Regions from separate parts of the Homo sapiens genome. Here region 2 is linked to region 1. Evidence: read pairs that join two places in POLR2A ChIA-PET (ENCODE). Cell type or tissue: GM12878. All regions are shown on one strand. Each heading gives the region's core, and the rest is flanking DNA. Links, peaks and the distances in the headings are about the cores only.

Region 1 (6,144 bases), core at 640-5,639:
GGAGTTTTTTGTTGTTGTTGTTGTTGTTGTTTTAGTACTTTTTAAAAAAACTCTGTGGAGGCCAGGCGTGGTGGCTCACGCCTGTAATCCCAGCACTTTGGGAGGCCAAGGCAGGTGGATCACGAGGTCAGGAGATCGAGACCATCCTGGCTAACACGGTGAAACCTTGTCTCTACTAAAAATACAAAAAATTAGCCGGGCGTAGTTGTGGGCGCCTGTAGACCCAGCTACTCGGGAGGCTGAGGCAGGAGAACGGTGTGAAGCCGGGAGGCGGAGCTTGCAGTGAGCCGAGATCGCGCCACCGCACTCCAGCCTGGGCGAGAGAGCAAGACTCTGTCTCAAAAAAAAAAAAAAAACTTTGTGGAAATGTAGGCCAGGTGTGGTGGCTAACGCCTGTAATCCCAGCACTTTGGGAGGCCAAGGCGGGCAGATCACGAGGTCAGGAGTTCGAGACCAGCCTGGCCAATATGGTGAAACACTGTCTCTACTAAAAATACAAAAATTAGCTGCGCATGGTGGCGGGTGCCTGTAATCCCAGCTACCCAGGAGGGTGAGGCAGGAGAATCGCTTGAACCTGGGAGGCGGAGGTTGCAGTGAGCCAAGATCGTGCCTCTGCACTCCAGCCTAGGTGACAGAGGAAGACTCCATCTCAAAAACAAAAAAAAATTATAATAAACTTTGTGGCAATGTGGTTACTGATTTGTAACTTCATCCTGTTGTGGTCAGAGAAGATCCTTTGTATGGTATCTGTCTTCTAAAATCTGCTGAGACTTGTTTTGTGGCCTAACATATGTTCTCTCCTGGAGACAGTCTGGTGGACACCTGAGAGGATGTGTGGCTTTGTGCTATGAGATCCCGGTGTGGGCAGAGTCCACCTCTGGAAGGCCATTGAAGCCACCGGTTCATAGTAGCTTCTGTGCACGTTTTGTGGTGCCCTAAGGTAGTGTTTGTGCTGGCGCTCGGTGGGGCTTCATTGTGCTAATCACAAGGTTTCCTGTTTGCAGCGTGCCTGCCAGTGTAGAGCCGGTGGAGCAGCTGGGCTCGGCGCTGAGGTTTCGCCCTGGCTACAACGACCCCATGTCAGGGTAAGTAAAGCCTGCTGGCTGGGTGCATCTTCCTGGCAAAGGTGACAAGAGGGCTCAGGGGGGCCAGTGTGCATCTGGGGGACTGGGATGATTCGGTCATTGGGGTGGAGCCCAAGAAACTGTCACCATATCTGACCACTAGGACACTTGCTCCTTATGCTGTGAAGGTGTCTTCATTAGTGTGCTGGGGTGGTGGGGACGTGGGTGACTGTGGTCGGGGGTTGACAATTGAAGGGCCAGGGGTCCGGGGTACATTGACCTAGATGCTGGGTTGAGTCAGCAGATGACTGATGGGTCCCGATGGGGGCAGGAGTGACAGAGAAGGGGCTGTAGTGGGCATGCGATGATGGTAGATGGGGGCGGGTATATTGTGATTGGGCATTGGTGACAATGGTGATGGTGATGGGGTGATGGTGGTGCTGGCAAGCACATGGTATTGGGGTGATAACGGTGGGGAGAGGTCCTGGGACAACCAATGATGCCACAGTTCCTGTGTGAAGCTTTGTGGGTCATGGTTACTGTGTCAGGACTCTCCTCTCAGGGAACCAAGGAGCAACCCCAGCCCCCAAACCCCAGTCCCCTTGGCTGGGCTCCGGCCTGTGTTATTGCCACCGTAACAGGAGTTGTGACATCTTCCTGGAGGTGGAATGGGTGTGCAGCCACTAGGGCGGGCTTTCCTGCCTGGGTCTGTTCCACTTGCTGTCTCCCCTCTTCCCTGGTGGATCTAGAAGCCGCTTAAAGAAAAGGTCTGCCCAGGAGGGCAGGGTTTCCCCTTTGGAGGAAGAGACCTTGGGCTCTGGGCCTGAGTGGGGGGCTTGGGTTCTTGTTTTGCCCCATCCCATCCTGTAGGCCCAGGCAGGTGTGGGGCCTCACTGGCTACAGCAGAATCAGGGCAGGGCTCCTGTGCGTGGAGGAGGGGAAGAAGTGCAGCTGTGCCCCTCCTCAACACCTCAGGGCTGGTTGGAGCCTGAGATCTCTACAGGCCTTCCCCTCCACGTCCAGGAGCCCAGGAGCGGCTGTCCTGCCCTGAGGCCCAGGATTGTGGGCTTTCAGATGGCCCCGTGGGAGATGCCTATGCCCAGCCTGTGTGGGCCTGGAGGCAGTCAAGGAGTGGGCCTCGTCCTGAGGACAGTGGGCATCACAGAGGGTTCTGGGAGCGCTGGGGACCGAATGGAGTTTTAGGAAGACCACACTGGCTGCTCTGTGGAAGATGGAAAGAGCAGATGGGGTGGGTGTGGGAGGTGGGAAGTCGTTTCTGTAGGAGGTGGCCTCAGGCGGCTTCCTGGCCAGAGGCGCTGGAGGCCAGAGAGAGCCAGAGAGAGCCAGAGCTTGGTGGCAAGAGGTGAGGATGGAGACTTACATTCAGCAGCTCCCACAAGGCAGGGTGTGGAGGGAGTGGGAAGGAGCAGGGGCTGGACACTGGAGGAGGGCAGGCTTGTGGTGAAGTGCGCTGTGGAATGGAGATTTCACACCACGGAGTCCATGGCACCCTGGGCAAGAGCGAGGCAGTGGAGCAGATTGAAGAGCAGTTGGAAATTGTATGCTGGTCGCAGGCAACTCCTTGGAGAGTTTTAGCCGTGAATGGATGAGGAGTAAGACAGGCATTGAAGCTGGGCACAGTGCCACACTTCTGTAGTCCCAGCTACTTGGGAGGCTGAGGCAGGAGGATCGCTGTAGGCCGGGAGTTCAGGGCTACAGTGAGGTATGATCCTGCCTGGGAATAATCCCTGCACTCCAGCCTGGGCGACCCCGTGTTTTTTGTTTTTTGTTTTTAAAAGGGAGGCCGGGCGTGGTGGCTAATGCTTATAATCCCAGCACTTTGGGAGGCTGAGGTGGACAGATCACCTGAGGCCAGGAGTTCAAGACCAGCCTGGCCAACATGGTGAAACCCTGTCTCTACTAAAAATAACAAAAATTAGCTGGGCGTGTTGGCGGGTGCCTGTAATTCCAGCTACTCTGTAGGCTGAGGCAGGAGAATCACTTGAACCCAGGAGGCAGAGGTTGCAACAACAAAAAAAAGGAGTTGGAGAATCCATGTGAAGGGTTGTTCTGTTTCTTTTTTTTTTTTTTTTCTCAATGTTATAGATTTGAGCTGGGACAACAAGGAGGAGACAGTGCGGAACAAGCTCCCAGAGGGGCATAGGAGGAGGAGTGGCTTCCTGGGGTTGTGGCAGCAGGGAGGTGACTGGGGCCAGCTCAGAGGCACCTCTGACTCCCCAAGGTGTGCATGTGGGACCTGTTCTGTTAGCCCAGCTGCCGCCGTGGTGTGCATAGCACTGGGCCTCGTGTGCCGTGTGCTTGGCGTGCCCTGCTGCCTCCTGCCCCAGGCTATTTTGCCCATGCATCGAGAAGAGCAGGTGACTGGAGTGATGCTCCCCCTCCCGCGCCTCATGTCATCTCTTGTCCTCTGCTTTGTTCTGAGCCCCAGCTCATGCCTAGGACCTGCTTTATAAAGGTGCAGGAGCCAAAGAAGTGGGTGCTGGGAGGAGGGGAGGGGGACAGGGTCATCAATGACTCCTCTCTTTTGAACTCTCTCAGGTGGCTGCCTGTCTGGGTCCCAAGGAGACATCCTCTGCTGGGCATCCATGTGCTGCCTACTTGGCCAAGGGCACTGTTTGTCCACTGGAGAGTTGGCTCCATGTTGAGGGCCTGGCCCCTGCTGTCGAGGCCATGGCCAGGAGCTCAGGAGAAGCCAGGCAGGGGAAAGACCCCAGGCCAGGAGCCCCACCCCAGCTCTGCCCCACTCTCTGCCACTGACCCCTCCTCCTCTCCTTATTTTGGGACCCTTGCCTCTGGCTATCTCCCTCTGGGCTACTTTTTTTTTTTTTTTTTTTTGAGATGGAGTTTCTCTCCTGTTGCCCAGGCTGGAGTGCAGTGGCACAATCTCTGCTCACTGCAACCTCCGCCTCCTGGGTTCAAGCAATTCTCCTGCCTCAGCTTCCTGAGTAGCTGGGATTACAGGTGCCGGCCACCATGCCCGGCTAATTTTTGTATTTTTAGTAGAGATGGGGTTTCACCATGTTGGCCAGACTGGTCTCGAGCTCCTGACCTTGTGATCTGCCCGCCTCAGCCTCCCAAAATGCTGGGATTACAGGCTGAGCCACTGTGCCCGACCTGGGCTACTTTTTGAGTTCCCTAGGCATGAGGCAGCAGGCTGGAGCCTGGATCCAGATGGGCCCACATCTGCCTGGCCCAGAACCCCTGCCGCAGGAGGATGCCACCCATGGCAGGGGTTATAGTGTGGCCCTATTTGTGGGCTCAGGGTTGGCCCAGGTCTTCTGCCCCCTAGACTTTGGCAAGTGAATCTCTGTTTAATGGTGAGTGGCTCCAGCCATTCTTGCCTTATTCACTCCCCAGATAGTCTCCTGGTTGTTTTGGATCCTACTGTCATGTCCTCTTCCCAGCTCCTTGCACTCACAGGACTGTCGGGCAAGACTGTTGGGTTTCTAAGTACCGAATGGCAGAAGCTCTGGCTGCAGACCCCAAGGAGGCCACCACTGACCCTCTGCTGTGACTCCACTGCCACAGTGCAGGGGAAAGGGAGAGAGGCCCATTAGGCGAGGTGTGGCCACAGCCCCGGTGCTACCTCCCAGCCCTCAAAGCGTCCTTTCTGTGGTTCTCAGGCCCTCAAGCCTGTCTGGGGCCTTGCTGACACCAGGGTGGGGGTGCGGGTATCCCAGGTCCAGAGCCAGCCTGTTCACTGTCTAAGGTTTGGAGTCTTCCATTTCTTGGAGGCCGCCGAGTTCTCCCCAGACCCTACAATCCTGCCCAAACTCCCTGCCGGGGTGGCTGCCCCTCTGCCTTCTGCTCCCTCCTGCTTGGGCCGACTCTGCCTTTTGAGCTTGGCCCCAGCCTTGGGAGACCCCATTCCTTCCTCTCGGAGGCGTAGTTCCATTGGTACTGTAGCCACGTGTGGCCTTGTACCCTAGCCCCGCTCTGCAACCACCCCTTGAATGTTGCTTGGTTTTCTAAGGTCACCGTGCCTGGGTGGGGTCTCTGAGTGAATTTATTCATTTACCTGTCCAATATTTATTGATTAATTCACAACATTATGCAAAAATTTTTTTTTTATTGAGCACTCACTATATGCTAGGCACTGGAAATATAGTGGTGGCCGAAAGCTGTATTGGATGATAATGGTACAAAGCAGGGGCAAGACGTAGTTGATCAAATGCTCACACACAACAGAGTGTGTGTTTATGAACTGAAGTAGAAAGGAATTTAATTCCGTGCGGGCATGTGCTGAGGGGCCTGGCCTCTTCTGCATGGTGGGGAGGGTGCTCCTGGGGAAGTGACCTGAGGCCTGAGGGGTGAGCAGGAATGAGTTAGGTGTGGCTGAGATGAAAGGAGGAAAGGGCTGAGCTGGCAGGAGTATCTGCATGTGCAAAGGCCTTGAGCAGGACACAGCATGGTGCTTTCAAAGCTGAAAGGAGGGGGATGGGACTCAGCACAGAGGTTGAAGGAGAGGGGGCAGTTCCAGACCACACATGGCTTTGTGGGCCTAATAGGGAGTTTTATTTTATTTAAAATTTTAATTAAAGGCCAGGCACGGTGGCTCAGGCCTGTAATCCCAGCACTTTGGGAGGCCAAGGTGGGCAGATCACCTGAGGTCGGGAGTTCGAGACCAGCCTGGCCAACGTGGTGAAACCCCATCTCTACTAAAAATACACAAATTAGCCAGGTGTGGTGGCACGCACCTGTAGTCCCAGCTTCTCGGGAGGCTGAGGCACGAGAATCACTTGAACCCGGGGAGGCGGAGGCTGCAGTGGGCTGAGATTGCACCATTGCACTCCAGCCTGGGTGACAGAGAAAGACTCTGTCTCAAAAAAAAAAAAATTAAATTAAAAAATAAAATTTTAATTAAAGATTAAAAATTAGCCTGGGCAACACAGTGAGACCCTGTCTCTACAAAAAATAAAAAAATAGCCGAGTGTGGTGGTGCATGCCTGTGGTTCCAGCTACTTGGGGGACTGAGGTGGGAGGATCACTTGAGCCTGGGAGTTTGAGGCTGCAGTGAGCTGTGATCGTGCCACTGCACTCCAGCCTGGGCAACAGAGTG
Region 2 (6,144 bases), core at 788-5,787, 450 kb before region 1:
CCTACAACACAACACCTCACTTGGCAATCATTTCATCTCATTTGACTATTCCATTTGTGATTTGTGTAGGATAGTTCATTCTCAAATAATGCTTCTGTTTTGCCACTATTTGAATGCCAGCAGCTTCCCCACCACACTAACAGATAAGCATTTTCTCTGTTCTCTATCTTGAGCCCTTGATCTGATTTTCTGGGCACCTTCCTCTCTCAATAATGACTTTACTCATAGACTGGTCCCAGAACATATACAGGAAGTTACCCTCTGACATCAGGGCCCTCATTAAACTAAAAGCCCAGTGTCCCAGACAATTGTGATTTTTCTTTTTCTTTTTTAGACAGAGTCTTGCTCTGTCACCCAGGCTGGAGTACAGTGACACGATCTCAGCTCACTGCAAGCTCCGCCTCCTGGGTTCACGCCATTCTCCTGCCTCAGCCTCCTGAGTAGCTGGGACTACAGGTGCCCACCACCACGCCTGGCTAATTTTTTGTATTTTTAGTAAAGACAGGTTTTTCACTGTGTTAGCCAGGGCTCTCCTGACCTCGTGATCCACCTGCCTTGGCCTCCCAAAGTACTCGGATTACAGGCGTGAGCCACCGCACCCGGCTGAAAATTGTGATTTTTCTACTTAAGACACTTTACTCAGCTAACTCAGGAGGCTGAGGCAGGAGGATCACTTGAGGCCAGGAGTTTGAGATCAGCCTGGGCAACATAGTGAGATTCTGTATCTTAAAAAAAAATTTTTTTTGCAGCTTTTTGAGTCCACTTAAAAATTTTTTCTCTTTTTTTTTTTTGAGACAGAGTCTCACTCTGTTGCCCAGGCTGGAGTGCAGTGGTGCGATCTCATCTCACTGCAACCTCTGCCCGCGGGTTCACACCCATTCTCCTGCCTCAGCCTCCTGAGTAGCTGGGACCACAGGCATGTGTCACCACACCCGACTAATTTTTTGTTTGTATTTTTAGTAGAGATGGGGTTTCACCGTGTTAGCCAGGATGATCTTGATCTCCTGACCTCGTGATCCACCCGCCTCGGCCTCCCATAGTGCTGGGATTACAGGCGTGAGCCACTGCGCCTGGCCAAAATAAATTTTTGTTTAATTAGTTGCACGCACCTGTAGCCCCAGCTACTTGGGAGGCTGAGATGGGAGGATAGCTTGGAACCCAGGAGTTTGAGGGTACAGTGAGCTATGATCATGCTACTGCACTCCAGTTGTGAGACAGGGCAAGAGCTCATCTCTAAAAAAATTTTTTTTTAAATAATAATTTTTAAAAAGAGACTTCAAATCCCAAATGGCAGTAAAAGGCTTAATTTTATGCTATACTATAAATAATCCACATGCAACTGCCTGGACACAACAAAATGAGTACACAGACATGAGAATCAAGTGAAAAATTTAAGCCACTCCTCAAACTTGGATAGTTTTTACTCATAGACTAGAATTCGTAAGGCTATAATTTTCAATTACATACACACAACATTTTCTACAAGCCACAGAACTTAAATTACATTAAAAAATTAAATGTTTCAATATGCCACAGAATTGTGCAATCAGCACTACGACCAATGGGATATCAGTAGTGATCTGGGTGACTATCACTATCAATCACACTTTCAGAGACATGTGCAACAAGACAACCAGAGTAGCCGGAACACCATTGGGTAAACTAAGCACTTAAATTATTCCCTCTCATCCTCAAAAAATATTAATTACAAAAATAAAAACAGGCCAGGAGTGGTAGCTCATGCTTGTAGAGGAATTTGGGAGGCTGAGGTGGGAAGATGGCTTGAGGCCAGGAGTTTAAGACCTAGGCAACATAGCAAGACCCCATCTCTACCAAAAAAAAAATTTTTGTTGTTTTGAGATAAGGTCTTGCTCTGTAGCCCAAGCTGGAGTATAGTGGGGGCAATCTCAGCTCACTGCAACCTCCGCTCCCAGGCCCAAGTGATCCTCCCACCTCAGCCTCCTGAGTAGCTGGGACTACAGGAACATGCTAGCACGCTCAGCTAATTTTTGTATTTAAAATATAATTTTAAAAATATAAGTAAATAAAAACAATGCTAGCTTGTATCTTGCCTCAAAGAAAAAACTTTGTATATGATTCCTTCTCCTTTACTCTTAAGCAAGCTGCTTTTCTGTCCAGTCTCTTTGGTCAAGTTTCTGAATCACTTAAAACACCAGAGTCCCTTTAGGTACAGTCAACCCAACCAAAAGAGCCACAACCTTTTTTTGCCCAGCCCCAGAAAGTAAATGGTGTTAACATATTTCTCAGTGAAGTGCAGAAGGGAAAAAATAAACTCTCAACATCTAAATTTTTGTGGATTATTTTCCTCTTTGCTCCATTTTCTCTTTAACCCTTTCATACTGTTTCAACTCTCTTCCTTCTCTTATTTATTCCCTCATCTCTGCTACAAGTTCTTTTTGCTCTTACTCTTCTCAGTCTTAAAGGCCAGAACAATGCCCTTTCATTTCATTTCCAACAGGAAACAAAATGTATCAGGGACTAGGAAATCTAGCTCACACCCACAGCAGCAGCTGCTACTATCACCAACAATCAACAAAATCCACAAGTATCCAAGCAATTATTCAATACCTACTGTAGATGAAATAGTGTGACAAGAATGATGGAGGAGATAAGGTACAAGACAGTTATTGCTCTCCAAGAACTGACAATCTAGTTGGAGAGATCATGCCAAAATGTGTGAACAGGTAAAACATAAAGCAGTCAGAAGACTGCAGTACATAACCTAAAAAAATAAACGAGCTGTATTCTTTGGACACAGACCAAAGAAGGCATGGCCACTGTGCTCTAGGGTCTCTCAAGGAAACTCACTCAGAGAAAGCATGAGCTAGACTCTGAGGACTCCTAAGGGCAGTAAGAGATGAGGCGGCGAAGGGAAAGCTTTCCAGGAGGCTGACCATGTATAAGAAGGAAGAATGTAAAACAGTAAATTTTATGTTACATATATTTTACCACAATTAAAAAACAAAAAAAAAAAGGAAGGAAGGAAGGACGGACGGACGGACGGACAGGTGCTTGGGCCCCTCAGCTGTCTCTAGCAGGGCAGAAAAAGCCAGCACAGAGGCTTGACAATCTGAGAATTCTTGTGTATAGACAGGAACATCCTCATGAACTTGGTCAACTGACACTGTCCAGAGCATGGTTACACACTACATAATTCCTAATATTATTTTTTCTAACCTAACATTATGAACATATCCTTTTCTTATTTTAAATACCAACATTGTATATAACCTGACAGTATGACTAAAGCAAAAGAAAACTATTGATCAACAAGGGAGAGGTGTGCATGGTGAGGAAGAGAAACCCGATTATTGTTTTCTACCAGGGAAATGCCCTCTGGAGGCAGGGGTCCAGCAGCTTTGTTATAGCCATAGTGCAGAAATCCCAAACCCAGAGGATCCATAGGTCCTCATTCTTCAGAGTTTTCTGCTCAGCACAAGACAGGAAGTCTACAATCACTTCTAGAAATTAGTCACACAAAAAAAAAAACAACTTAGCTTTCAGCTTCCAGCCAGTTGCTAATAAAGACCTGAGTATCTAAATTCAAGGTATTAGCCTTTGCCAACCATCTGGGGAAAAAAAAAAAAATCCCTAAACTAGTAGATAAAGCAAATTTTATAGAAATCATACAAGGCACACCTTAGTTATTTCTGTTTAAGTTCCAATAAAATTTATTTGGTTGACATCATGCCAAGGTGCCCTTTTGACCTCCAATTTAATCAGAAACAAAATCCAAGTAACAATTCATGAAAAAAGATTAGTGAAAACACTAAAGAGAAATATTTCCAATTTCCCATAATGGCCAGTGTTAGAGAAGGAAACATGCTTGTTGGGAAACTGTCAAAATGATCATAAAAAATGTAAATAGGATAATAACTGGCCTAAGGTACAAGACATCCAAAGGTATGTTTTAGCTTATGTGTTAAATAAAATGCTTGCTGATGGGGTAATCAACTTTGTTCATTCTTTACAATTTCCATACTAACACCCCCTAAATCAATGAAATACAAGCATAAGAAAGAATTATTATTAAAATCAGTACATGAAACAAATGAGCTCATTAGCCCAAAGGCAATGACTATTCAGGGCAAACCAGAGGGATCTGTATACTCTCAAGACATTTATCAGTCACTCACAGTCGTACAGAAGATGGTGATTCTGATGCTTATTGTATCAACCTCATAAAATTCTGAAAACTCACTTCCTGAAACGTGCAAAGTTGTGCAATTCTGCTACTACACATTTCTGGTATGGTACATCTTTCTTGAATCTGTCCCACCCCTACTTTCTAATTCTTACTAATTTGGGAATCTGAGGACCTTAGACATGCATATATTAGAAAACAAAGTAAATGTAACAAAATGTCCAAATGATGTTGACATACACTTAAATTTGGTTTCAAGCTACAAGGCCATTCAATTAGTCTGGAGGAGACATTAATTAACAACAGCTCATCCTTAGATTTAACTGGGGGGGATTACACTGGAGTTTACAACACTGCTCACCTTTAGGACAGAAGCTAAGCTGGTCATGTGCTCATTGAGGGCACCCTCAGATTCCTTGTAGGTCAAGCAAGTGAACTGGTACTCCTCGGGATCAAAGGCATCAGCCCCCTGCTGCTCCACATCGCTGGCTACTCCCACGTAATAGTCCTCTATGTCCCCAGGGTCGTCTTCTTCTTCTTCTTCCTCTTCCTCACAATTTGGGTCATAGTCCTCTTCATTGCTGTCAGACCCCTGGCTATTCATGTCCACTGACATCTTAGCATCCAGCCAAGTTGCAGATCAGGAAAGCAGTTGCTTTTTCCCCCTCCCCCCAAAACTACCGCTTTCTCAAATGCATTAGTATTTTTGTCTTCTAAGGGAGGAAAAAAAAAATAAGTGTTACTTTTTCCCCATGACAAGTTGTAACAGAAACCATTCAAGAATCAAAATGGGACAGTCCTGGCCCTAATCTCACTACAGCCTATTCCAACTCTGGTATCACATGGGGAATCTTACTATCATCCCCCTGGCCCAGGCTTATAAAAGGGAAATCCTTCCCTGGAGAGACAGAAGCAGCTAATAAATGGTAACTTCACATGAAAGGCCTGGCATGACAGGGCAAGGCTGTCTGCTCTATGTCAGAAAGTCAAATTCCAATGAACTTGTTATTCTTGCCAAAGTCCTTAAGGGAGAAGCACATCCCCACAGCTGGCAGCCCAGAGGGGAGGCAACATAAAGGTTTAACTACCAAAGTTTAAAATTTTGCTTATCATGCCCCGTTAGTATTGATACAGACAGTACATAAATAGGAACACTTCCTGCTGTAATATGTAGAAAAAGAAAACCACTGTTTCACAGACATTACTTTTAGGTGTCTGAAAAATAGGTGCATAGTTGGTAAAGAAAAAAAAAACACACATAGGTGTTCAACATCCTCCTCTAGTCTGCAAAGTTGACTGATTTTTCAGGTTTAAAGAGTTCTACTGGCCGGGTGTGGTGACTCATGCCTGTAATCCCAGCACTGTGGGAGGCTAAGGTGGGTGGATCACTTGAGGTCAGGAGTTCAAGACCAGACTGGCCAACATGGCGAAACCCCATCTCTACTAAAAATACAAAATTAGCCAGGTGTGGTGATATGCACCTGTAATCCCAGCTACTCGGGACGCTGAGGCAGGAGAATCACTTTAACCCGGGAGGCAGAGTTTACAGTGAGCCAAGATTGCGCCACTGCACTCTAGCCTGGATGACAAGAGTGAAACTCCATTGGCCGGGTGCGGTGGCTCACGCCTGTAATCCCAGAATTTTGAGAGGCTGAGATGGGTGGGTCACCTGAGGTCAGGAGTTCGAGACCAGCCTGGCTAATATGGTGAAACCCTGTCTCTACTAAAAATACAAAAAAATTAAGCAGGCGTGGTGACAGGCACCTGTAATCCCAGCTACTTGGGAGGCTAAGACAGGAGAAACGCTTGAACCCAGGAGGCGGAGGTTATAGTGAGCTGAGATTGCGCCACTGCACTCCAGCCTGGGCAATAAAAGCGAAACTCCGTCACACACACACGTACACACATACACACACACACACACACACACACGAGGGAAACTCCATCTCAAAAAAGAAAAGCCCGCAAACAGCGAAATG

Evidence for each region. ChIA-PET counts read pairs that join two places held together with the same protein. Peaks named below come from ENCODE experiments on the same cell type or tissue, not always from the same donor. Only the 100,000 strongest peaks of a DNase experiment are listed, where the experiment ranks them.
Region 2: POLR2A ChIA-PET joins it to region 1 with 6 read pairs; 6 of 35 experiments call an interaction of 5 or more read pairs at or near these places.

Annotation. Positions count from the first base shown.
Region 1 is chr3:48,474,118-48,480,261 of GRCh38, reverse strand. SHISA5 (shisa family member 5) reads left to right here. Exons shown (of 6, transcript NM_016479.6): 3 at 1,005-1,085. Among named protein-coding and RNA genes, the nearest start is that of TREX1, 11 kb to the right of the region's middle. RefSeq lists enhancers at 741-790, 5,132-5,991. In GM12878, for the core only: no CTCF peak of the experiment used is centred there; no DNase peak of the experiment used is centred there; H3K4me3 peaks cover 533 bases; H3K27ac peaks cover 913 bases.
Region 2 is chr3:48,926,196-48,932,339 of GRCh38, reverse strand. ARIH2 (ariadne RBR E3 ubiquitin protein ligase 2) reads right to left here. Exons shown (of 16, transcript NM_006321.4): 3 at 4,527-4,878. The coding sequence starts at 4,781. Among named protein-coding and RNA genes, the nearest start is that of ARIH2OS, 9.9 kb to the right of the region's middle. RefSeq lists an enhancer at 5,347-5,406. In GM12878, for the core only: no CTCF peak of the experiment used is centred there; no DNase peak of the experiment used is centred there; H3K4me3 peaks cover 671 bases; H3K27ac peaks cover 1,590 bases.